3 separate regions of the Mus musculus genome follow, and regions 2 and 3 are each linked to region 1. Evidence: chromatin loops called from intact Hi-C (ENCODE). Cell type or tissue: heart. All regions are shown on one strand.

What was found. Peaks named below come from ENCODE experiments on the same cell type or tissue, not always from the same donor. Only the 100,000 strongest peaks of a DNase experiment are listed, where the experiment ranks them.
Region 2: it touches region 1 in a loop (16-fold over the local background); 6 of 42 quality-filtered maps call a loop at or near these places.
Region 3: a loop joins it to region 1, with 5 times the contacts of the local background. A loop is called at or near these places in 10 of 42 quality-filtered maps.

Annotation. Positions count from the first base shown.
Region 1 is chr12:113,218,913-113,226,912 of GRCm38, reverse strand. No RefSeq gene overlaps it. Among named protein-coding and RNA genes, the nearest start is that of Gm25622, 8.8 kb to the right of the region's middle. In heart, CTCF peaks have their summits at 2,512 (motif pointing left), 4,683 (motif pointing left), 5,508 (motif pointing left), 6,228 and 3 weaker places; DNase peaks (open chromatin) are centred at 4,012, 4,402, 4,562 and 6,832.
Region 2 is chr12:113,977,531-113,985,530 of GRCm38, reverse strand. It overlaps Igh and Ighv11-1. Among named protein-coding and RNA genes, the nearest start is that of Adam6a, 440 kb to the right of the region's middle. In heart, a CTCF peak has its summit at 3,712 (motif pointing right); a DNase peak (open chromatin) is centred at 3,690.
Region 3 is chr12:113,607,098-113,615,097 of GRCm38, reverse strand. It overlaps Igh, Ighv2-3 and the pseudogene Ighv5-5. Among named protein-coding and RNA genes, the nearest start is that of Adam6a, 67 kb to the right of the region's middle. In heart, a CTCF peak has its summit at 3,976 (motif pointing right); no DNase peak of the experiment used is centred here.

The DNA.
Region 1 (8,000 bases):
CAGGCCCACCCAGGCTCTCAGGCCACACACATGGGACATCTCAGAGACATGTGGGATACAGTTGCTCACAGGTTTCATGAGGACTCACAGGCCTGTCCTTGAACATTCCCCTGAGCAGGGGCTCCCTTCTTAAAGCACAGGGATCCCATTCTTTACAGATAAGCACCCAGACAGAGGCACTACCAGGCCCAGACCACACTAGACACACACAGCTCTGCATTGTCCCACACTCAAACACAGCTCTGTCGCCTGAGCTCATGCCAGTCACACAGAACACAGACATGGGCTCGTGTGCTAGAGAGACATAAGCAATGGTAGCCAAGGTGCTCACATCATGCCCATACACACACACACACACACACACACACACACACACACACACACACACACACACCCTGTGAACAGGCCTGCAGTCCTGACTGAAGCCCTGCTCTACCCAATTTAGTGAGTCCTGCACCTGAACCCTCTTACCCTCACAGCCCCTGACCTCTCCCTGTGTGCTGCTCAGCTATGGCCCCTTCCCATTCCTAACGTGCCACCCTAAGATGTCGGTTCCGTGCATCACCGCACACATGCTCTTGGGATAAGGCCTTAGAAGGCTCTGTACCATCTGCAGCTCATGCCACTGCCTTCCCTGGTAACCCTCTCCTGCATACAAGGGCTGCAAGGGTCAATGATATGAATCCATCCATGCTCTGACCCCAGCTTGGCCCAGGGCAGCCATGATGGGAGGACAACCCCTGACCCCAGCCTAAGATAGTTGTTGCACAGAGCAGTCCCTTAACGCAGGATAACTGTTGGAGGTAGGCAGCACTTGACCCCTGCCCAAGCTAGATGATGGGAGAGGATAGGTCCAGCCATTGACAGCTGCTGTAGCAAGGCAGGCCCTGGTCCCAGGTTAACTCAAGGCTGCTGCTTAGGCAACCCCTGACTCCAGCTCCAGAAGTCTGCTGGGGGTGTATCCTCTGGCTACAGGAGCTGAACAAATGTCCCTCTTTTCCCTCACCACAGAGACCTCTGGATCCCACTCCTAGGGCCCACTGGTCCCAAACCCTCACAGGTCAGCAACATCTTGAGGCCAGGAGCCTATAGAAGTAAGGAGCCTATAGAAGTAAGGAGCCTATAGAAGTAAGGAGCCTATAGAAGTAAGGAGCCTATAGAAGTAAGGAGCCTATAGAAGTAAGGAGCCTATAGAAGTAAGGAGCCTATAGAAGTAAGGAGCCTATAGAAGTAAGGAGCCTATAGAAGTAAGGAGCCTATAGAAGTAAGGAGCCTATAGAAGTAAGGAGCCTATAGAAGTAAGGAGCCTATAGAAGTAAGGAGCCTATAGAAGTAAGGAGCCTATAGAAGTAAGGAGCCTATAGAAGTAAGGAGCCTATAGAAGTAAGGAGCCTATAGAAGTAAGGAGCCTATAGAAGTAAGGAGCCTATAGAAGTAAGGAGCCTATAGAAGTAAGGAGCCTATAGAAGTAAGGAGCCTATAGAAGTAAGGAGCCTATAGAAGTAAGGAGCCTATAGAAGTAAGGAGCCTATAGAAGTAAGGAGCCTATAGAAGTAAGGAGCCTATAGAAGGGCCAGCTGTGCCCCATTGATGTGGGGCTCCAAAGAATGCAAGAACCAATCTCCACCCGGCCACAAGCACCAGCTGCCACGGAGTCTCACCAGCACACACACCTCTCCTGCGAACCTAGTCAGGGAAAAAACAAAGGGGCTGGGGTGAGCAGCAACCCTGGAGCAGCCAATCTCACTGGAGGCCCCAGACCCCAGGAGTCCAGGCACCAAGCCTGGCAGAGAACTCCAGCTCTGACTTGTGTGCCCTCACCCAGCAATCTCCACACGTGGTTTGGGGCTGTTGTAATTATGCCTTGTGTTTTTATCTGTTTAAAAAAAAAACAACTTAATTTCTAATAACACTTTAATGCACAGAATGTGGCGAACACATGCTCTCTGAGGCATGTTTGCTAAAGCAAAAGTTGGGACTGGGGACACAGCTCAGTGCTAAAGCACGCTTGCCTCCTGGGCTAGAACATGGCTGCTCACAGGAGGCCCTGGGTTTCCCCTGCGCGTGCACACACACACACACACACACACACACACACACACACACACACATCAGAGGGGCTGGAGAGATAACTCAAGGGTTAAGAGCACTGGCTGCTTTTCCAAAGAATCCAGATTCAATTCCCAGCACCCACATGGCAGTGCATTACTGTAATTCCAGTTCCGGGGTGCCCTGAAGGATCCTCCATACATGTGAAACATAGAAGCTCACACAGAGAGAGAGGGGTGGGGGAGGGGCTCATGAGAATATAAGATAAATAAATTACAGGTCTAAAATGAAAACCTTAAAAAAGAGAGAGAGAGAGAGAGACTGGCAGAAACAAAGGTTGTTAGACTCTAACACACATTGGAGCAAGGTGTAAAGGGCTGAGTGTCCCAGGGTCCAAGAAACAGCCCTTGCCCCACCATCCTGTCCTGAAAGCAGACGGCTGGGGTGCTCAGGGGCTCCCTCTAGAGGACTGGGTGGAAGTTGACGTGTACCAGCAATGGAAGGAGAGGCTGCACAGAGAGAGTAATGAACTAGGAGATCAGGGGTGTTGATGAACATGCCGGTGACCTCACACTGCGCAGGCCAGGTGAGGCCTAACATCGACTCTGCAGCTTATCTGGCTCAGGTTTGCTGTCTGGACAGTGAAAACCCTCCAGCTCTGTGCCCCTCCTGAACCCCTCATGTCCATGTTTGACACCAGCTGTCCTGAGCCCTCATAGCCCCTCAGGGAGCACAGAATCACACATCAGCTTGACAAGGTCCCAGGTGGTTAGAATACAGGGATGTCCATTGAGGGCACTAAGCTCCATGTGGCTCCATGGCCATCAGACATGGGTAAGATTCCCCAGCCCTAGGCAGGATCTTGCCACACACCCTGGCTCCCATTATAGAAGCTGGAATGACCCATCTGATTGGAAGGGTGACAGCAATCCTTTGGTCCCATCGTTCTTGCTACACACTTGTTCCAGAGAAAGGGTGAAGAGTTGGCCCACATTTCCAGTGGCTCTTTAGGAGAGCGTCCCAGGGTCTGCCCCCGAGCTGGCTCTATCAGAGCCACTTTGGTCTTAGCCTTGCCTTGGCTATCTTACTTCCATGCAGCTACATGGAGACCCTCTCTACAGAAATGTCATGGGTTCAGAGCTAGGGACACCAAGTCCGTGGAGGAAAGCACTGTAGAGTTGAGTCTGAAGATACACGCGCAGCTGCTGGCTTGCCTGTGGCCTGTTTTATAACCTTGGGCAGCATAAGACATAGCTCATAAGTGGACCTGTGCAGGAGGCGTAGTTGGGAATGGCTGCGAACAGATGGAGTGTGGCCTTAGGGTTGTCAGAAGGAATCTCGGGGCTATAGGCATGTGTGCCTCTCTAGAGGAACAAACAGAAACATAGCCAGATGGGACAGGCAGCCTACTGCGTTCACCTTGCTGATCTCCAAGCTCAGATGGGGATCATATAGCATGTCTCTGAAGGCTCCCACAGACCTGAGCACCTCGAACCTGTGTCCTTATCTCACGAGGGGCCTGACCCTCCCAGCCAGACTGCTTACTGAATGCCCATGTAGCCTGCAAACCAGGCTCCCCTCCCAGGGCAACAACTGAGGCAGCTCTGTTTCCCGCCACCCTCTCAGACCCCACAGAGCTGCCCAAGCCAGGCAAGTAGGTAAGGGGACTCCCCATGACTTGTCTCAACACCTCACTTGGTGTCCTGTCCGAGCACTAAACTCAGTGGGGTGCTAGCTACAAGCCTAAGTTCAGCCCTGCACAGCTCAGAGCAAAGGTACAGCCTTTGCCCAGTCCAGCAAAAGTGGAAAAGGCCTGCCCTGGTCTCCATAGTGAGCACTATAGTCAGGTTACATCTGCCTCAGCAGCTCAGAGCTGGCACTGAGCAAGCAAACTCTGCTGCCCCCGTGTGAGCATAGCCAGCGTTGCACACACACCACGCAGACGCTCTCCCTAGGGATGATGGGGGCAAGGAGGGTTTGTCAGGGTGTGAAGGGCGGCCTGCCCCGTGTAGCTATGGACTAAAGGGATGTATTCCTATCTAGTTATTTTAGATGGAAGCACACACCCCACCTATTTAGGGTGGGTAGGGACATGTGCCTTATTATAAGTCTGTATTGAGAGTGCAGACTTAAACTCCTGACCCAGGAGCACACCTCCTGACCCCTGTGTAATTGTCCCAGCATCCTCTGTGCTATTGGCTTCCTGGGGTCTGTTGGGACCCCCGCCCCCACCCCTGCCAATCAAGACTGGCACACAGGGGATGTGATCAGGCCTAGCCCTGGGGCTGGTCAAGGCACAGATGGACCAGTGATGCCTCAACTCCAGGTGTGCCTGCTGGGGCTCCAGAGTGGTGTAATACAGGGCTCGTGCGCCCCCTGGTGACCATGTGTGTCACTGCACACGGAAGGCCGGATTCAGATACTTGGCTCTACCCAACCAGGTGTACTTTCAGTAACAAAACAGACCCAGAGTATGTACACACGCAAATGTCCATGTGTGTGTCCCCATGTTTACACATCTGTGTCCCAGGGAGTTCATGTATCACCCATGATAAATGTAGACACTGGTGGAAATAGTATGACAGGGGAACAGGAACTGCGACTGGAGAAGGTGCCCCCAGGAGCAGATCTCTGCTGCCACCATGTGGCCATTGGTGGTATTATCTTTGCAGCCCACAGGAAGCTCCTCTTACGCAGGCGCAGAGGGACTAAGGCACTGGTTCTCAACCTGTGTGTCAGGATCCCCGCTAAGGGGTCCGATGTCTTTTCCACACTAGTTGAAAGTCAGATGATTTGAAACAGTAAACAAATTACAGTTATGAGGTAGCAAAAAAAATAATTTTACGGTTGGGATGACAACATAAAGAGCTGTATTAAAAGGTCACAACGTAAGGAAGATTGAGAACCACTGAGCTAAAGCGACCAGGAGTACATGCCTGGGTTTTGATGATCAAGTTGAGAGTTCAGGCTTGTACTGCAGTTTGGGAGAGAAGGCTTATATTCTCCTCGTGGTTACCCCAAGACTCTGTACATATCTTGTGCACAATGTACCAGCAACAGGAAAAATAAAAAATTACATAAATAAATAAGCCCCAGTCTGGGCTCCTGGGCAGTCTACAGTCCCATATTCCACACAGATCCATGGACACGCCAGGAAACAAAGAGAATTAATAACTGAGGTAGGTGGGGAGAGGGCTAAGTGTCAACAGAATTAGGGGGTACCCAGGGCCACCAGCTCCAGCCGCCCCGCCCCCGACCTGCACTGTCCCTAATACCTGTTGGGTTCCTAGGGCCTAACGATACTTTGCAATCTGGTGTCTGGCACTGAGGAAGCACGGTTAGGCCAGTCGTGAGACTGGTCAGGGCTGTCACACTAGCTGGTTGCCTAAGCACCTGAGATACACCTGTGGCGTCTCCACAATGACCACAGCGTAGTGCTCAGGTGCCCCCTGGTGGACAGATGCACCACTGCATGCTGTGCCAAGCCAAGTTCAAAACCTGGCACCTACAGAAAACTACTACGATAGAAGCTTCTTAAAATATATACATATAGGGGGCTGGAGAGATGGCACAGTGGTTAAGAGCACTGACTGCTCTTCCAAAGATCCTGAGTTCAAATCCCAGCAACCACATGGTGGCTCACAACCATCCGTAATGAGATCTGACTCCCTCTTCTGGAGTGTCAGAAGACAGCTACAGTGTACTTACATATAATAAGTAAATAATTTTTTTAAAATATATATATATACATATGTGAAAGAAATCTAAATGGAGTCGCCAAATAACAGAAGAGACGAAGGCCCAACTAGACATCTCTGACCCTCCAGTGTGTGTGTGTGTGTGTGTGTGTGTGTGTGTGTGTGTGTGTGTGTGTGTGTGTGTGTTTAGACATTTATGTCTCTAATCCTCCTCCCCGCTGAGGCTCCAGCACTGTTCACATCACAAATGAGTCGGGCGTGGAGAGAAAACAACATTGGTAGAAATCCAGAGGTCATGTGATGGTGTTAAAGTCTCACTGTTGACCGGGATTCTCTGACTGACCAAATTGCAGTCACCAGGAGGGGCTCTGAGCTCAGAGCTCCACAGAGTCTACTATGACTACAAAGTTCCTCCCAGCCCTGTTCTAACCAGCATGGGCCTGAGGCCTGCAAGAGCAAGACTCTACTGGCCTCATGTGGCCTCTGGTAGAATTGCACTTACTGCCTACTCGAAACTCTCCTTAGAGCTCTTAGAGCAGGTTGGGGAAGGGCTGTTTTCTCAAGGCAGGTGGGGTCAGTAGCTCTTCCTCTAGTGTGGGAGACAGCGCATGCTCTGACTAGTCATACAGTTACGATGGGGAAGGGCATGTGTCCCATGTGTCTAAGGCTGCACTTGGTAGTGAAGGTAGGGGTGCAGGCTTACCCACCCAGGCTCATGTCCACCTCATGGTAATGCCCAGGCTCTGTGCATGCCATGTGTGTGCACAGTTACTGGCAGCAGGTTCCAAGGCCCAAGCCAGGCTCCTCAGCAGCCTAGACTCCACATCCCATGTGGACACACAGCCACACCCCACACTAAGAGAATTTATGACTGAAGTGAAGAGATGTTCGTGAAATTTGACAGAATTAAGGAATTCTGAGGGCCAGTGTCTCCAGCCAACCCCACCTACACTTCCCTGTGGGCTTTGAGTTTCTAAGGCATGGTGGGATACCCACTGTCTGACACTGAGGGAGTGTGGTCAGTCCCTGCCCTGGAACAGTGGAGTCAGATCACATTGGCAGGTCAACTAAGGACCACAATGCACAGTGCAGAGCTCATGTGCCCCCTGGTGGCTAGATGCACCACTGCAACCTCTGCTAAGCCAAGTTCAAAGAATTGGCCCCACCCAGCCGGGTAGACTCTCAGGCACAAGTGACAAACACGTACTCAGAGAGCATGTATATATGCCGCTGTGTGTGTAAGAGGCCAACACTGGTAGAAATAGAGATTGTGTGATGGTGTTACAGTCTCGCTATTGGCCAGGATTCTCTGGTGCCACACCACCCCCAGTTGGATCTGTGTGACAAGTTCCACAGACTGTGGCGATCGACCTCAAAAGGGGAAGACTTCCTGGAACCAACTATGGAACTCTTTGCCGGAGAAAAATTATTGAGCCATAGTTCTCATGGCAATCTATCTGTTTTGTTTTCTCTTATTCCTTTTCTTATTTACATGTTCCTGGAAGCCTAGGCCAAGATCTTAAGCGAGAATAATGGGTAAGAAACCATCCCTAGAGATGGGGCCACTAACATGACCTTATCCCCAGGGAAACCAACACTTTACTTTTTAAATCATTTATAAAACTATTATGATAAAAAACTTTCCCAACAATAAAATTTCATATGGTTACACGTGTGTCATCGGAGGTGGGTTTTGGTATATAGTAAAGAAAGCCTTAATTAGAAAGAATTAAAATGGTTTAAATTTATGCAATGAAGATTTATTTTAAAAATCAGACATTAGATGTTAAATAATAATTGACCATAAGTGGCTGGAGAGTTAGCTCAGCAGTTAAGAGCACTGACCATAAAGATTTATTAACCTGCTCTTGGAAGTATACCACTAGCCTTGGACGACTGCCCCACTGAATACATTCTTTTAGAATTGTTGTTATATTTTGATGATTTATATTAATAATGATGTTACTTGCTCTGTTTGTGATTCACTGAATACATAGTTTCAGAGTTGTAATGCTTGGATGATTTTTGTGCTTTACTGTGCCAAATGATTTTTGTGGGTATTTGTGATTGTTTCACTGGATACAGTTTCTAAGAGATGTGATGTTTGGAAGAAATGTGATGTTTGGTTTTTTAATGTATAAAATCCCCTGCTTGAGCCCAGAGGTGGTGGAGCACGCCTTTAATCCCAGCACTCAGGAGGCAGAGGCAGGCGGATTTCTGAGTTCGAACCCAGCCTGGTCTACAAAGTGAGTT
Region 2 (8,000 bases), 760 kb before region 1:
GCTATAAGCTCCTGTCATCTGCTCATTTTTTGATCACACTCTTGATTCCTTTGAAAATTCTCCAGTCTTTTGTTAAGACTACATTATCTCTCTACATTAGGAAATGTTCAGGGGTGAGTTCCTTTGCAATTGTAATGGAATATAGGCTCTCTGTGCATAGAGTTTTGTAGAGTGTGTGTGTGTTTGTGTTTGTGTGTGCCTGTGCGTGTGCGTGTGCATGTGCGTGCGTGCGTGCGTGCGTGCGTGCGTGTGTGTGTGAGTATGTAACATGCTTTGGTTCTTCTTAAATTCTTGAGTGTAAGGTTAGATGTATATCAACAGATAGATTCTTTTTCAGATATTTGTGACTAAAATGCCCATATACCCCATGTTTTTCATTTATATTCTGGGATTTTTAACAAAATAACTTTGACCTCCAATCTTGCCTTCCTACCCTCATACATCATCTGGTCTTTTTCCATTTTTGTGGAATTATATACTGAAATATATTGTTTTCTACTTGCTATTACAGATGACCTTAGGTTAATGGAGAGGAATTTGCCTGTGTTGCTATAATCTTTCTTACATGTTCATTTGACACTTTTAGCACACTTGGTTTCCACCAGATTCATTGTCTTTATGCTGTGCAGTATCTACTGAATTCCTAAATTTATTTATTTATTTATTTATTTATTTATTTATTTATTTATTTATTTATATTAGGTATTTTCTTCATTTACATTTTTTCCATTTTTTATTAGGTATTTAGCACATTTACAATTCCAATGCTATACCAAAAGTCCCCCATACCCACCCACCCCCACTCCCCTGCCCACCCACTCCCCCTTTTTGGCCCTGGCGTTCCCCTGTACTGGGGCATATAAAGTTTGCAAGTCCAATGGGCCTCTCTTTCCAGTGATGGCCGACTAGGCCATTTTTGATATATATGCAGCTAGAGTCAAGATCTCCGGGGTACTGGTTAGTTCATAATGTTGTTCCACCTATAGGGTTGCAGATCCCTTTAGCTCCTTGGCTACTTTCTCTAGCTCCTCCATTGGGAGCCCTGTGATCCATCCATTAGCTGACTGTGAGCATCCACTTCTGTGTTTGCTAGGCCCCGGCATAGTCTCACAAGAGACAGCTACATCTGGGTCCTTTCAATAAAATCTTGCTAGTGTATGCAATGGTGTCAGCGTTTGGATGCTGATTATGGGGTGGATCCCTGGATATGGCAGTCTCTACATGGTTGATCCTTTCATCTCAGCTCCAAACTTTGTCTCTGTAACTCCTTCCATGGGTGTTTTGTTCCCAATTCTAAGGAGGGGCATAGTGTCCACACTTCAGTCTTCATTCTTCTTGAGTTTCATATGTTTAGCAAATTGTATCTTATATCTTGGGTATCCTAGGTTTGGGGCTAACATCCACTGCATTTACATTTTAAATGCTATCCCAAAGTCCACTATACCCTTCTACCTTTCTGCTCCCCAACCCACCCACTCCTGCTTCCTGTCCCTGGCGTTCCCCTGTACTGGGGCATATAATCTTCACAAGACCAAGGGCCTCTCATCCCATTGATGGCAGACTATGCCATCCTCTGCTACATATGCAACTAAAGACACAAGCTCTGGGGGTTACTGGTTAGTTCATATTGTCCCACCTATAGGGTTGCAGATACCCTTAGCTCCTTGGGTACTTTCTCTAGCTTCTTCATTGGGTGCCCTGTGTTCCATCCAATAGATGACTGTGAGCATCCACTTCTGTATTTTCCAGGCACTGGCATAGCCTCACAAGTGATAGCTATGTCAGGGTGCTGTCACAAAAAATCTTTCTGGTGTATGCAATAGAGTCTGGGTTTGGTGGTTGTTTATGGGATGGATTCTTGGGTGGAGCAGTCTCTGGATGGTCCTTCCTTCCATCTCAGCTCCGAACTTTGTCTCTGTAACTCCTTCCATACTCCACTGACCCTTCTCAGTCTTTTCTTCCTTTTGCATAATCAAAAGAGCAGATCTTCAATATTATCTTCTCTGCTCTTTTTCCTAAATAATGAGATGAACACTGTTCTCAGACGCTATCCCTAAGCTCAGTTCGTTATCTGCAGTGCAGGAAACTGAAGCCCAATCAGACCTGAGTCACTTCATTAAATTAGGATAAACCCTTTGTTCAATTTTTCAGTCAGAATATCAGTCACCATTAAAGCAGAGAAGCAAAACAGAGCAAACATTGGTCAAATAATGAATTTTTTAGGTGAGAAATAAAACAGATATCCATCCTGTATGTCTATCTCTATGGCCTCTAGAAAGTGAGTACCAAATTAAGGAACTCAAGTTCAGATTAGGGCTGTTAACTGCCTGCAATGTAGCATAAATAAACTGTGTAAGAAGTAAATTCAAGGGGAGGTGTGTTGGTAGGAAGGACATTCTTTTTCGAACCCAGGGCATGCACACATTGAGAATATAGAAGTGCAATTATGACCTGTGTACTGAAATTCAGCTTAACACTCAATCCACATTTCTTGTGAACATATAGGAAATATGCAGGGAAAGAATAACAAAAATACATAATAAATAAAGATTTTCACAGACTCCTGGGTACATGCTGGTCTTAACAACATTTTACAGTTTCTTATTTGAACATTGGAATGCAGGCCTATCACATGACTTCCATATCACATGACTTCCATATCCTCACATGACTTCCATATCATCACATGACTGCCTTCCATATCACATGACTTCCATACAGAAAGTGAGTTCGGAACCTCAGGAAACAGCTGCAGGCAGACCTGGAGCTGACCCAAGGAGCAGCATATTCATCAGTGAATAGGCACACGGATCAAAATCTTAAAGAAATGAGCATTTTACAAACCAATGTCACACTCTTTTGCAACCCAGGAAATGAAAAAAACTGAGTTGAACTAACACAACTTTTATGTGCAAGTATAAAAGAAATGAGATGATAATTAATCAGTTTTTCTCAAGGAAAAATGATGAAATATAATAATCACTTTTCCAACATTACCATCATAATCTGACTTATCCAGCACATTTGCAAACTTCTCACCTCTTGGCTCCCACTATATACCATGCTGTGTAGCAGGAAGACATGCAAATAGGGCCTCTTTCTACTCATGAAACGCAGACCAACCTATCCTTGCAGGTCAGACAGAGGAGCTTGGCTCTGGTTCCCAAGACCGCTTACTCACGTCTCAACATGGAGTGGGAACTGAGCTTAATTTTCATTTTTGCTCTTTTAAAAGGTAAAAAAAATTTTGAAGAGCTATAGATGCTGAATATGTGAGTTGACATGGATATGAGGAACACGGGGCACGTTTCGCAATTTATTGAGCAGCATTTTCTGTGCTTACAGATGTCCAGTGTGAAGTGCAGCTGTTGGAGACTGGAGAAGGCTTGGTGCCACCTGGGGGGTCACGGGGACTCTCTTGTGAAGGCTCAGGGTTCACTTTTAGTGGCTTCTGGATGAGCTGGGTTCGACAGACACCTGGGAAGACCCTGGAGTGGATTGGAGACATTAATTCTGATGGCAGTGCAATAAACTACGCACCATCCATAAAGGATCGCTTCACTATCTTCAGAGACAATGACAAGAGCACCCTGTACCTGCAGATGAGCAATGTGCGATCTGAGGACACAGCCACGTATTTCTGTATGAGATACACAATGAATGGACTTCCCGGTGAAACTAGACATAAACCTCACTGTTAGGCCACTCTGAACCACCAGGGGGAGCCCAGTCCACGCAGAACACTGGTTCAGACCGCGTTATAAACACATAATAGGGCGCGCTTCTCAGGTTTCTCAGTGCCTTTCACCATAGTTTGCCAGAAAATCTTTATAAATGTTTGTTTTGGAGGAAACTGATGTGCTTAAAACATTTCCTGTATTTCTGCTGTAATAAAAAAAAAGAAAAAGAAAAAAAGAGAGAGAGAGAGGCATAGTCTCAAATGAAGAAAATGCGAAATGACAGCTGTGAGGTCATACATGTTTCAGTCTTCATCACTGAAATCCCAAGAGGAAGCTCATAGATATCCCTGTGTTGTAGTTAGGGTTTCACCCCTTCGATAAGACACCGCCATCAGGACAACTCTTATAAATTAAAACATTTACGCAGGTCTAGATTGCAGTTTCACTGGTTCATTCTAGTGTCATCATGATTAAAAGCATGACAACTTGTAGACAGACATGGTGCTGGAAGAACTGAAGTTCTACATCTTGAACTGAAGACTTGCAGAAAGAGACTGTTTTCTGCAGGCAACCTGGAGAGGAGTCTCTTCCATACAGTTAGGGCTTGAGCATCAGAGGGGAACACACAAACACTCCACCACAGTGACACACTTACTGCCTCAGTAAGGCCACACTCTTAATAATCTCACTTCCAAATGTTCAAGCATATACAACCTACCACACCCTTTTTGTTTGTTTGTCTGTCTGTTTGTTTGTTTGTTTGAGATTCAAGGTAGAGTCTTGGTCAGATTTCTTGGTAGCATTTATATTTGATGGAAAAGCCAGGGGGAGATGGGGAATGAATGGATCATCAATCCTAGAATGTCCTAAACCTCCACTCTTCTCCCTGAGGACTGTACACATCACATTTCAGAGAGGATCCCCTCTTCTTTTGGATAATTCAGGTTGATACTCCATGACCTTTATCATTGTTCATTGTAGGGTTTTATATAACTTTATGTAAGAATATTAGTGTATTAAAATAAAAATAGTAAATGAAAAAGTTAGTGTATAAAATACTGAAATAATTTTTATAATTTGTATAACTTAAACAATTTATTTATGTATTTATTTATTTATTTATTTATTTGGTTTTTCGAGGTAGGGTTTCACTGTGTATCCCTGGCTCTCCTGGAACTCACTTTGTAGAGCATGCTAGACTCGAACTCAGAAATCTACCTGCCTCTGCCTCCTGAGTGCTGGGATTAAAGGTGTGTGCCACCATGCCCGGCCGATTCATTTTGATTAAACTGAAGATACTAGACATAGAGAAACATAACTAAATTGCATGGAATATGGCTCATGTACTACTTTATTAACATTTTCAATAATTGTGTGTTACATTAGCCATTGGACATTGAAGCAATAGATCTTCTCTTTGAATATTATAATTTTCATATCAAATATACTTTTTAAAATTATCTTTAATTATTTTTTACAGTCTATTCATTATTCCCTGCCAAGTTTACCCTCTGACATTTCCTCATCCCATTCCTCCTCCCCCATGTCCAAAAGGATGTCCCCCAACCTGCAAGGACTCCCCACTCCTTGGGGCCTCAAGTCTCTTGTGGGTTAGATGCATCTTCTCTCATTTTGGCCAGACCTGTAAGTCCTTTGCTCTGTATGTGTCAGGGCACTTGGACCAGCTAGTGTATGCGGCCTGATTTGTGGCTCAGTGTCTGAGAGACCTAGGGGCCAACCATGCTAGGCTCCTGTCTGTAAACCACAGCACCAGCAGTAATAGTGTCAGACTTTTTAGCCTGACCTTGAGATGAATCCCAGTTTGTGCCTGTCACTGGGGGCTTTTTTCTTCAGTCTTTCTCCATTTTTGCCTCTGCATTTCTTTTTGGCAGGGACAATTCTGGGTCAGAGATTTTGACTGTAGGATGGCAAAACCATTCCTACACTTGATGACCTGTATTTCTACTAGGGCACTTGTCACTATTGGGGATTTCATCTAAGGTACCTCCTTTTGAGAACTGAGAGTCTCTCACCCTTCAGACATTTTGTACACTCTATAGGATCCCCCTACCTTATACCTCCCCAGGTTGCCTGTTTCCATTGTTTCTGTTGTCCCTCAGGGCTTCAGTGCTGCACCCCAAATACCTGATCATCTTTTCCTTTTCCCCCAACTGTCCCCTCTTCTACTCAGGTTCCTCGTTCCCTCTGCATCTCATGATAAGTTTCTTCTCCCTACCAAGTGGGATTGAGGCATCTTCACTTGGAACCTTCATCTTGCTTACCTTCTTGAGTTCTGTGAACTGTATCCTGGGTATTCTGTACATTTTTTGGCTAATATTAACCCATTAGTGAATATATACCATGCATGTCCTTTTTAGTCTGAGGTACCTCACTCAGGATGATACTTTCCAGTTCCATCCCTTTACCTGCAAAACTCATGATACACTCATTCCCAATAGCTAAAGAGTTATAAATAAACTACGTTATTGTATCAATTCTTCCATTGTGGGACATCTGAAATGTTCAGCTTCTCACTATCTCAAATAAGGCCACTATGAACATAGCACACATGTGCCCTTGTGACATGGTGGAACTCAGCTATGCTTAAGAGTGGTGTAGCTGAGCCAGGCAGCGGTGGCACACGCCTTTTATCCCAGCACTTGGGAGACAGAGGCAGGTGGATGTCTGAGTTCGAGGCCAGCCTGGTCTACAGAGTGAGGTCCAGGACAGCCAGGGCTACACAGAGAAACCCTGTCTCAAAAACAAAAACAACAACAAAAAACAAAACAAAACAACAACAACAACAACAAAACAAAACAAAAAAAAGCAAGTGGTACGAGTGGTATACCTGGGTTTTCAGGTAGATCTATTTCAAATTTTCTTAAGAGCCTCCAGATCAATTTCCAGAGTAGTTGAATCAGTTTGCATAGCACCATCAATGGTAGAGCATTCCTCTTTCAAGACATCCTCGCCAACAAGTGCTGTTACCTGAGGTTTTGTTCTTAGCCATTCTGATTTTTGTAAGGTAGAATCTCAGTGTCATTTTGATTTTCATTTCTCTGATCACTAAGAACTTTGAATATTTCTTCAATGCTTCTCTGCCAATAGACATTCCTCTCTTGTAAATTCTCTGTTAAGTTCTATACCCCATTTTTTTTTATTGAATTGTTTGGAATTTTGGAGGTTAGCTTCTTGAGGTCTTTTTAAATTTTGGATATTGGTCCTTTATCTGATGGGAGGTTGCTGAAGATTTTTTTCCCAATCTGTAGGTTGCTGATTTGTCCTATTGACTATCCAATGTTGTACAGAATCTTTTTAGTTTCATGAGATTCCATTCGTCAATTTTTGGTCTTAGGGCCTGAGTCAGTAGAGTTCTGTTTATTAAATTCCCTCAATTATCCATGAGTACGAGGTGTTTGCCCAAATTCATTTTTATTAGATTCGGTGTATCTGCTTTATGTTGAAGTCCTTGATCAACTTGGATTTGAGCTTTGTGCAATTGACAAATATGGATCTATTTTCACTTTTCTACATGCTGACTGCCAGTTAGACCAACAGTATTTATTGAAGATGCTTTCTATGTTCCATTGTACATTTTTGGCTTCGTTGTCAGAGACTTAAGTGCCAATAAGTGTGTGGCTTTATTTCTGGGTCTTTGATTCTATTCCATTGATCAACCTGTCTGTCTCTGTACCTGTACTGTGAAGTTCTTATCCCTATTGCTCTCTCGTAGAGCTTGATCAGGGATAGAGATTACCTTAGAAATTATTTTATTTTTAAGAACTGTTTTTGCTATTTTGGCTTTTTGGTTTTCTGTAAGAAATTGAGAAATGCTCTTTTCATGTCTTTGAAGAGTTGTGTTGGAATTTTGATTGGGATTGCATTGAATCTGTAGATTGATTTTGGTAGGGTGGCCATTTGTACTATGATAATCATACCAACCCATTAGCAAGGGAGATCAAGCCTTCTCACTGGCCTTCCCCAGAGCTGATCCTGACCCCCCCTCATTCCCCTCCCCAACTCCTCTCCCTCCAAGTTTACTCCATCCATATGCCACTTATGATTATTTTATTCCCATTTCTAATTGATGTTCAAGCTTCCTTACTTGGGTTTTCCTTCTTGTTTAGCTTCATTAGTTCTGTGGAATATACCATGACATGTGTATTTTATGGCTAACATCTACTTATAAGTGAGCAAATTAAAAGCATAACGTTTTGGCTCTGGGCTACCTCACTCAGAATATGTTCTAGTTCAATCTATTTGCCTGCAAAATTTGCAATGCCATGTTTTTAATATCTGAGTAGTATTCCATTTTGCAAA
Region 3 (8,000 bases), 390 kb before region 1:
AAACTGGCAGGCAGCAATGCAGAGTTACAATGAGAGGATTAATTATTTTATTGTGTATTTTAAAATAAATCTTACAAAAATATTAATAGAATCACAAATTTATACCTTTGTATAAAAACAATCACTCATTTACTTTAAGAAACAGAACTCACATCTACTCATCAATCATTTTATTAAGTCATATTACAAAGCTGAGTGCTAACATGGGTATAAGAAAACCATAACCTTATTCACCAGCCCAGCGTCAAAAAGAAAAAAAACAGTCATATCAGCTGGTGCTTCAAGAGTTCTTGTTCCTTGACCTTAAAAAAATCCCTAGCTTAACTATTAATTTTTTTCAAAACTTCTAATTATTCCCTTAGATAAATGTTTGTGCTAACCACTGAGACACCTCCCATGAGTTCTGAAGCAGTGTGTTATTCCTCATGCATGGCCCTTTTGTAGAGCTCTGTGTGTAGGGGAAGTAGGGGGGGGGGGCAGTGTCCAGCCAGAGTTCCTGTGCTCTGGGCAGGCAGACATGAGAGGACAACCGAACACTTTCCACTCGGCCTTGGGTGGACATCAGGCTGTGTGAAGTTATTGACCCCACATGGTGGGGGTGGACAAGGGGCAGCCCCTGGTACCAGGAGCCCCAGGGCTACACTCTCGGCCCTGGATATACAAGAAGAGGGTAGAGGGAGAGAGGCTCCCACACAGGCAAGAGTCCTTAGTCTGGTCTGTGGCTGGAGCAGGGGAATTCCTTCTGATTGGAGATTAGGCACAGCTGATTAGGGGAAAGCCTATCCCATCATCCAAGCACAATAGACTTTGAGGAACAGAGACAGTCTATGCTATTATAGCTTTATGGTAGAAAGGCAGGGAGAAAGGAGAGAATGTGGAAAGAGAGAAAGAGACTGGCCATGGCCAAGAGGAGGGAAGGGGGAAAGAGAGAGAAACAGGAAAAGCTAGAAAGTAAGAGGGGAGAGAGAGAGAGAGAGAGAGAGAGAGAGAGAGAGAGAGAGAGAGAGAGAAGTGGGGCCAAGCAGCCCCTTTTCTAGTGAGCTTATCATCTCACAGTTGATAGGTAACTGGGGAGGAGTTTATCCTGAAGGTCAGAAGCTTGGGACCTTGTGTATGTGACTACTAACCACAGCTTCTCCTGTCGGGCTGTGGGAGCAGTAACTTTGACAGGAGACAGGCATCCAGGAGACATGAGGGAACACCTTCTGTCCCACATAGGTGGGAACGGTTGTACCAGGGTTCAGAACTCAACTCCACTGGAGACCAGCCTATGTGTGCATAGCCCATTGCCCTACAGCCCTTGACATTCTACAGAGTTCCAGGACTGGTAGAGATACAAAATAGCTAGGATCACACAGAGAAACACTGGCTTGACAATAAAACTTCCAAAACAAATATAAATGAATAAATACACAAATTGTAGCAAGTGAACTCACACTAAATCCATCAAAACTTGCACAGGATGGCTGTCTCCTTAACGTTAAGATCTGCTTCTATTAATGTCATTCAGAAGAAAAGATTATGCACAAACCAAACAAAAACAATAAGCCCAAAAGGTAAAGACTCCAATTGTAAGTAATAGACCCACAGTCTCTGAGGCCTGCCTGTGCAGGTCCTCACATTTAGTAATCAGCACTGAATGCAGACCACTCCTCATGGACTTTGGGCTCAGCTTTGTTTTCCTTGTCCTTATTTTAAAATGTAATTCGTAGAAATGAGATCCTGCCAGTATTGTGTACATGAGAAATAGAAAAATTGGTTTTCTTTCCTCTATTTTGTTTTCTTTTGTTAGTGACAGTTTCCAAATCAGCATTCTCTGCTTTGAGGTGTCAAGTGTGAGGTGAAGCTGGTGGAGTCTGTGGGAGGGTTAGAGCAGCCTGGAGGGTCCCTGAAACTCTCCTGTGCAGCCTCTGGAGTCACTGTCAGTGAGTACTGAATGACCTGGGTCCTTCAGGCTCCAAAGAAGGAGCTGGAAAGGGTGGCAATAATTTTTAATGGTGGAGGTAGCACCTATTATCCAGAAACCATGAAGGGCCAATTCACCATCTGCAGAGATGATGCCAAAAACATACTTTACCTAGAAATAAACACTCTGTGGTCTGAGTACACACACACACACACACATACACACACACACACACACACACACACACACACACATATATCACACACACACACACACACACACACACACACACACACACACACACACACATATATATATATATATATATATATATATATATATATATATATATATATATATATATAAGGTTGAGTAAGTGGACTTAAACTGATGCCATCACAGCTTGCATGGGATGGATATTCCACAGTGTTAAGAACTGTCATCATCACTGTCAATCAGAAGACAATGATTATGCACAACAAAACAAGAAACCCAAAAGCAGAGGACTCCAATTACGAGCAACAGAACCAGACCCACAGTCTCGGGAGTCTGACTGTACAGTTGGATCCAACCCTTTCCTCTCTACCCTGGGATTTACATCACCAAGCCATGGAGAAAAGCTCTACAATATCTGTTCTGTATGGTGGTCAACACCTCAAAGCACAGGTAACCATATTCATGCCGGCCTTCTGCTACAGTTCTTGCCATAATGTTAACTATTTCAGCCTCTTTTGTACCCCAGTTAACGAAACTCAAGACTAGCTGCCTGTTACTGCTTATTCTGAATTATTATGTACAGGTGACCTCCCATCCTTCACCAATGAAATAATCATATTTAGGAATTTGAGGTTTTATGAAATATAAGCTCAGGGGAGAGAAAGAAAGCACACTACATAGAGATATAGACTGACATAAATCAAGACTTGCATAAGCTAGTCCGCAAGTACCATGTCCCTACGTGGAAAGGAGTATCTTCTGAGCCTAGTGAGATGAGATCCAAATAAAAACTCCTGGGTCTATTTAGATAAACATGTGAGATCAATGGACTAAATGCCTGGGCTGGTCTTCCTTGCAATCCAATTTCCAAACAAGATAACAATAGATCTGGCTCCACAGACACCACGAGAATAGTCTTAAATAGTTCTTTAAGTAGAATGTCTGATCACTAAGAGCCCAATTCTATCCTAAATACTCTTCTGGATTATACATAAATAAAAATTTAACATAGAGCATGGGGCAATGATCTCCCTGAACTACATGAATGGGGCCTCATTTTCTAAATGTTCCCATGTTTCTTTCTAGCTCTGCACAGAGCAAATCCTACAACTTCCTGCTTTTCTACAATGTGAACTCCAGACAGTACCAGAAAAACGTTCCTTGTGTTCCTCTCCAGGTGCTCCAACAAGCACAGGGCAAATTTCTGTCACCTGGAGGGCAAACTGGACACCTTTCTCTCTGCTTCCTTTTATTCTCTCAGGAACCTCCCCCAATGCAAAGCAGCCCTCAGGCAGAGGATAAAAGCCCACACAAAGATGAGAAGCCCCATCCTCTTCTCATAGAGCCTCCATCAGACCATGGCTGTCCTGGCACTGCTCCTCTGCCTGGTGACATTCCCAAGCTGTAAGTGTGTCAGGGTTTCAGAAGAGGAACTAAGACATGTCAGCTAGGAGATGTGTGACTAATGGTGATGTTGCTTGTCCCCAGGTGTCCTGTCCCAGGTGCAGCTGAAGGAGTCAGGACCTGGCCTGGTGGCGCCCTCACAGAGCCTGTCCATCACATGCACTGTCTCAGGGTTCTCATTAACCAGCTATGGTGTAAGCTGGGTTCGCCAGCCTCCAGGAAAGGGTCTGGAGTGGCTGGGAGTAATATGGGGTGACGGGAGCACAAATTATCATTCAGCTCTCATATCCAGACTGAGCATCAGCAAGGATAACTCCAAGAGCCAAGTTTTCTTAAAACTGAACAGTCTGCAAACTGATGACACAGCCACGTACTACTGTGCCAAACCCACAATGAGAGAAGTCCATTGTGAGCATTCACAAATACTTCTCTGCAGGGATGCTCACAACCAGCAGGGGGCGCTGAGGACACAAAGGAACTTGCCAGGATCTCTTCTGGAATCTAGGGAGTTCTGGCCTGTGTCTATCAGCATGTGTTTCAATGTTAGAGTTCTGAGTTTTCCTTACCGCAACAGAGATATTTTAGAGCCCACTTTTCATTGTCATTCTACTAAATTTGTTCACACAGTGGAAGGATTTGCTAAATGATTCTATAATCTAATAGGGTCAAACAAAAACAAATAATTGAGTTGATATCTACCCAAAAAAAAAAAATCCCTCAAAGTGGACAACTGTGTAGGTGTTGAAAACCAGGGAGATTTGGGAATAGATTATTTCTCTCTTGACCGTAGTTTTAATCACCTTTCAGCCATTTACTGTATTTAATTCATGTATAAAGTTAATTGTATTCATCTTCCCTAACATGAAGTTTTCAAACACATGTCCACAATTTAATGATGACACAGTTATCATTATGAATGATAACTCCTAAGATCTCTGTCCATATATGAAAAACATAATATGCTGTTATTATCTATAGCCAAAAAAACATACGTATCATTATTGAAATAATCCTTCCCATCTAACTGAATAGTCTTCTCATTCTACACTGCCTAGGCTACAATCAGCCTGCTCTAATTTTACCTTTGCTCAGATCATTGCTTTCTGTTTCATTTGATAAGATGGTGTCTGGTTGTCACTGAAAATGTGTCCTCCAGTTTCACACTGATTAATGTGATATTCAATCCATTGGAATGTCATCATTGTTACTCCAGGTGCAGCAGAAATAGCTCAGTGGTTGAGAGAGAATATTGTTGTTGGAGGTGTTCAGGTTAAATTCATGATACCCACAATGTGCACCTCCTATGCAGACACCTTGAAGAAGTGGGTTGGACATAACATATTCAGAATCAATAGTTAGAGATACTAATCCTTGAAGAAGTCATTTTTCACCAAGTATATATGCTACATATTACTGAGGTTTGTGGTGGTTTGAGTATGGAAAGAGAAACTATTAGGAGTTTTTAGGAGTACCCATGGCTTGTGTAGGAAGGACTTCACTGTGGTTCTATATTCACTCTCTACCCAGTGCAAAATAGAGCCCTCTCCTGCCTGCAAGGGGAAAGAGTGTCTCTTCCTGGCTCCCTCTAATTCAAGATGTAGAATCTTAACTCTTCTAAACACTATGACAGTGAAAATGCTGTCATGCTTCCCACCATAATAATAGACTGAACCTCTGAAACTTTAAGCCAACCTCTAATAAATCTATTCTTTAATAACACTGAACTTGGCTATGGTGTCCTTTCACAACAGTAAAATAGAAACATAGACAAGGCTCTAACTCTCTGTAATAGAGGACCAACTCTATGTCCTTGGTGTTGTATATAAATTATTAAATAAATGCTATAGAAAATTTGTATGGTCAAAAATCCACCTCCTTCTTCAAATCTGCTGATCTGGAGCCATATAGATTAGATTCCTTTTCTGCACTCAATTCCCTTACTTGTTGAGACATTTTGGGGACATGCTCAGATTCCCTGAACTGCCACCTGACAAACAAAAAACAAAAAACAAAAAAACCTCCATTAGACGACAGTATTTTTTCCAAATTCATAATAACTACTGATCCATATATCCAGGTATATCATGGAGATTTGAAAACAAACCGATCAATGCTAAAGTGGTTAAGTGCCTACATCTTTGGTTTATGTCTGTTCATAACCTGGTGCATAGACAGAGATGAAGACTGCATTTTTCTCCTAGGCCACACGTCTTCCACAAATTCTGCCTCTACCTCTCCAGAGTTCCAAGATCATTGATCTCTGGGTCCCCCAGGAACCCTAAGGGTGCACTCTGGCCAGCCTGTACACTACTGTGGTAGCTTCTACCCGGGACCTTGGTCGTTGCTCAATCTTCCCTTTCCAAAGCCTGGCCAAATTCCTCCAAGCTTTTGTTCTTTTCATCAGGCCACCTAAGTCATCTTGAATGAAAAACAACACAAAACCTTAATTTAAAATCATACATGACACAAGTTCTGGGTACGGAATCAATCACTCTAATCTCATCAACTATTTTATGATGGAAATCTCCCAACATAGAAGCTGCCACCAGGTCTAAGAGTTACTCATCTACATGTTGCTTCCTCTCACACCCAGCCTAACTATAAAACGGCCATTTCTTCCTCCCATGTCCCCTCTTTCTCAGACCCAGAAGCTCCCCTTCCTGCTCTTTGCCCAGCAATTGGCTTCTTCTCGTCTTTATTATCTTATCAATTAATTAGGGCGAAATTCCCCTACGAACAGGAAACTTGATATATCAGTCAAAGAAAATAGTAAATCTAAAAAATTCCTTAAAAGTTACATGCAAAAAATCCAAAATACCGTGAAAAGACCTAATCTAAGGATAGTAGGAACAAAAGGTGAAGTGTGGCTGAGAAACAAATTAGGAAAAATCACATTCTTAGCAATAAAAAAAAATACTATAAACTATATTGGTGTTACTCTTATCTAGCAAGTGAAAGATGTGTGTGACAAGAACTTCAAGTCCCTAAAGAAAGAAATCAAAGAACTCAGAAGATGGAAAGAACTCCAATGTTCATGGATAGGCAGAATTAACATGATGAAAATGCCAATCTTAACAAATCAATCTACAGATTGAGTACAATTCCCATCAAATTTCTAATCCAATTTATTACATGCTGTGAAAAAGCAAATCTCAAATTCATATAGAAAAGCAAACAAACAAAAAAACTGAGGTATCTAAAACAATCCTGAACAATGAAAAAACTTCAGGAGAAATCACCATTCCTGACCTCAAGCTGTACTGTAGAGCAATAGTTATTAAAACTGCATGGTATTTGTATAGAAGCAGATATTATGATCAATGGAATTGAATTGAATACTCAGAAATAATACCACACATTAATGAACACTTGATTTTTGACAAAGAAGCCAATAATCATAATAAAAATCATAATAAATAGAATGAATCCCCCAGCAAATGGTGCTGATCTATATGCAAATAGATTCATATCTATCATCCTGCACGAACTTCAAATCAAAGTGAAGGGCAGACTTCAACCTATACTGGATTAACTAAATCTAAATGAACAAAAAGTGGAGAATAGTTTTGAACTCATTGATACAGGAAACAATTCCCTGAAGAGAACCACAATGGCTCAGGCTCTAGGATCATAAATTGGTAGACAGGATCTCATGAAACTGAAAAAATTCTGTAAGGCAAAGGAGATAGTCAATAAAACAAAATGGCAGCCTACAGATTGGAAGAAGATCTTCACTATCCCTAAATCCCCTTGAAGGCCAATATCCAAAGAATATAAAGAACTCAAGAAGATATCCTCCACAAAACCAAATAACTCAATTAAAAATGGACTACAGAGCTAACCGGAGAATTCTCAACAGAGGAATCACAAATTACTGTGAATAACTTAGAGGAACATACAATATTTGTAGTCACCAGGGAAATGCCAAAACTACCCTGAGATTCTACTTTATACCAATCAGAATGGTGAAGATAAAAATTCAAATGACAGTGCATGTTGGTGAGGATGTAAACACTTTTCCAGTGCTGGTGAGATTACAAAATGGTACAAACATTCTGGAAATCAGTCTGGCAGTTTTTCAGAAAATTGTAAATAGTTCTACCTGCAGATCCAGCCATATCACTCTTGGGCATATACATCAAATGTACTCCACCATACCACTAGGATATATGTGCCACTATGTTCATAGCATCCTTACTGTTAATAGCCAAAAGCTGGAAACAACGAAGATGTGCCTCAAACAAATTTGTATACAGAAAATGTGGGTTCTTTTACACAATGTTATTATGCTCAGCAATTAAAAAGTGAGAACATCATAAAGTTGTCAGGCAAACAGATCAAATGAAAAAGTACAATCCTGAGTGAGATAACAGAACCAAAATGACCTGATTGGGTTGTAAGCACTGGTAAGTGGATATTAGACAAGAAGTATAGAATATCAGTGATGAAAGCCACAGACCATAATGAGTTTAAT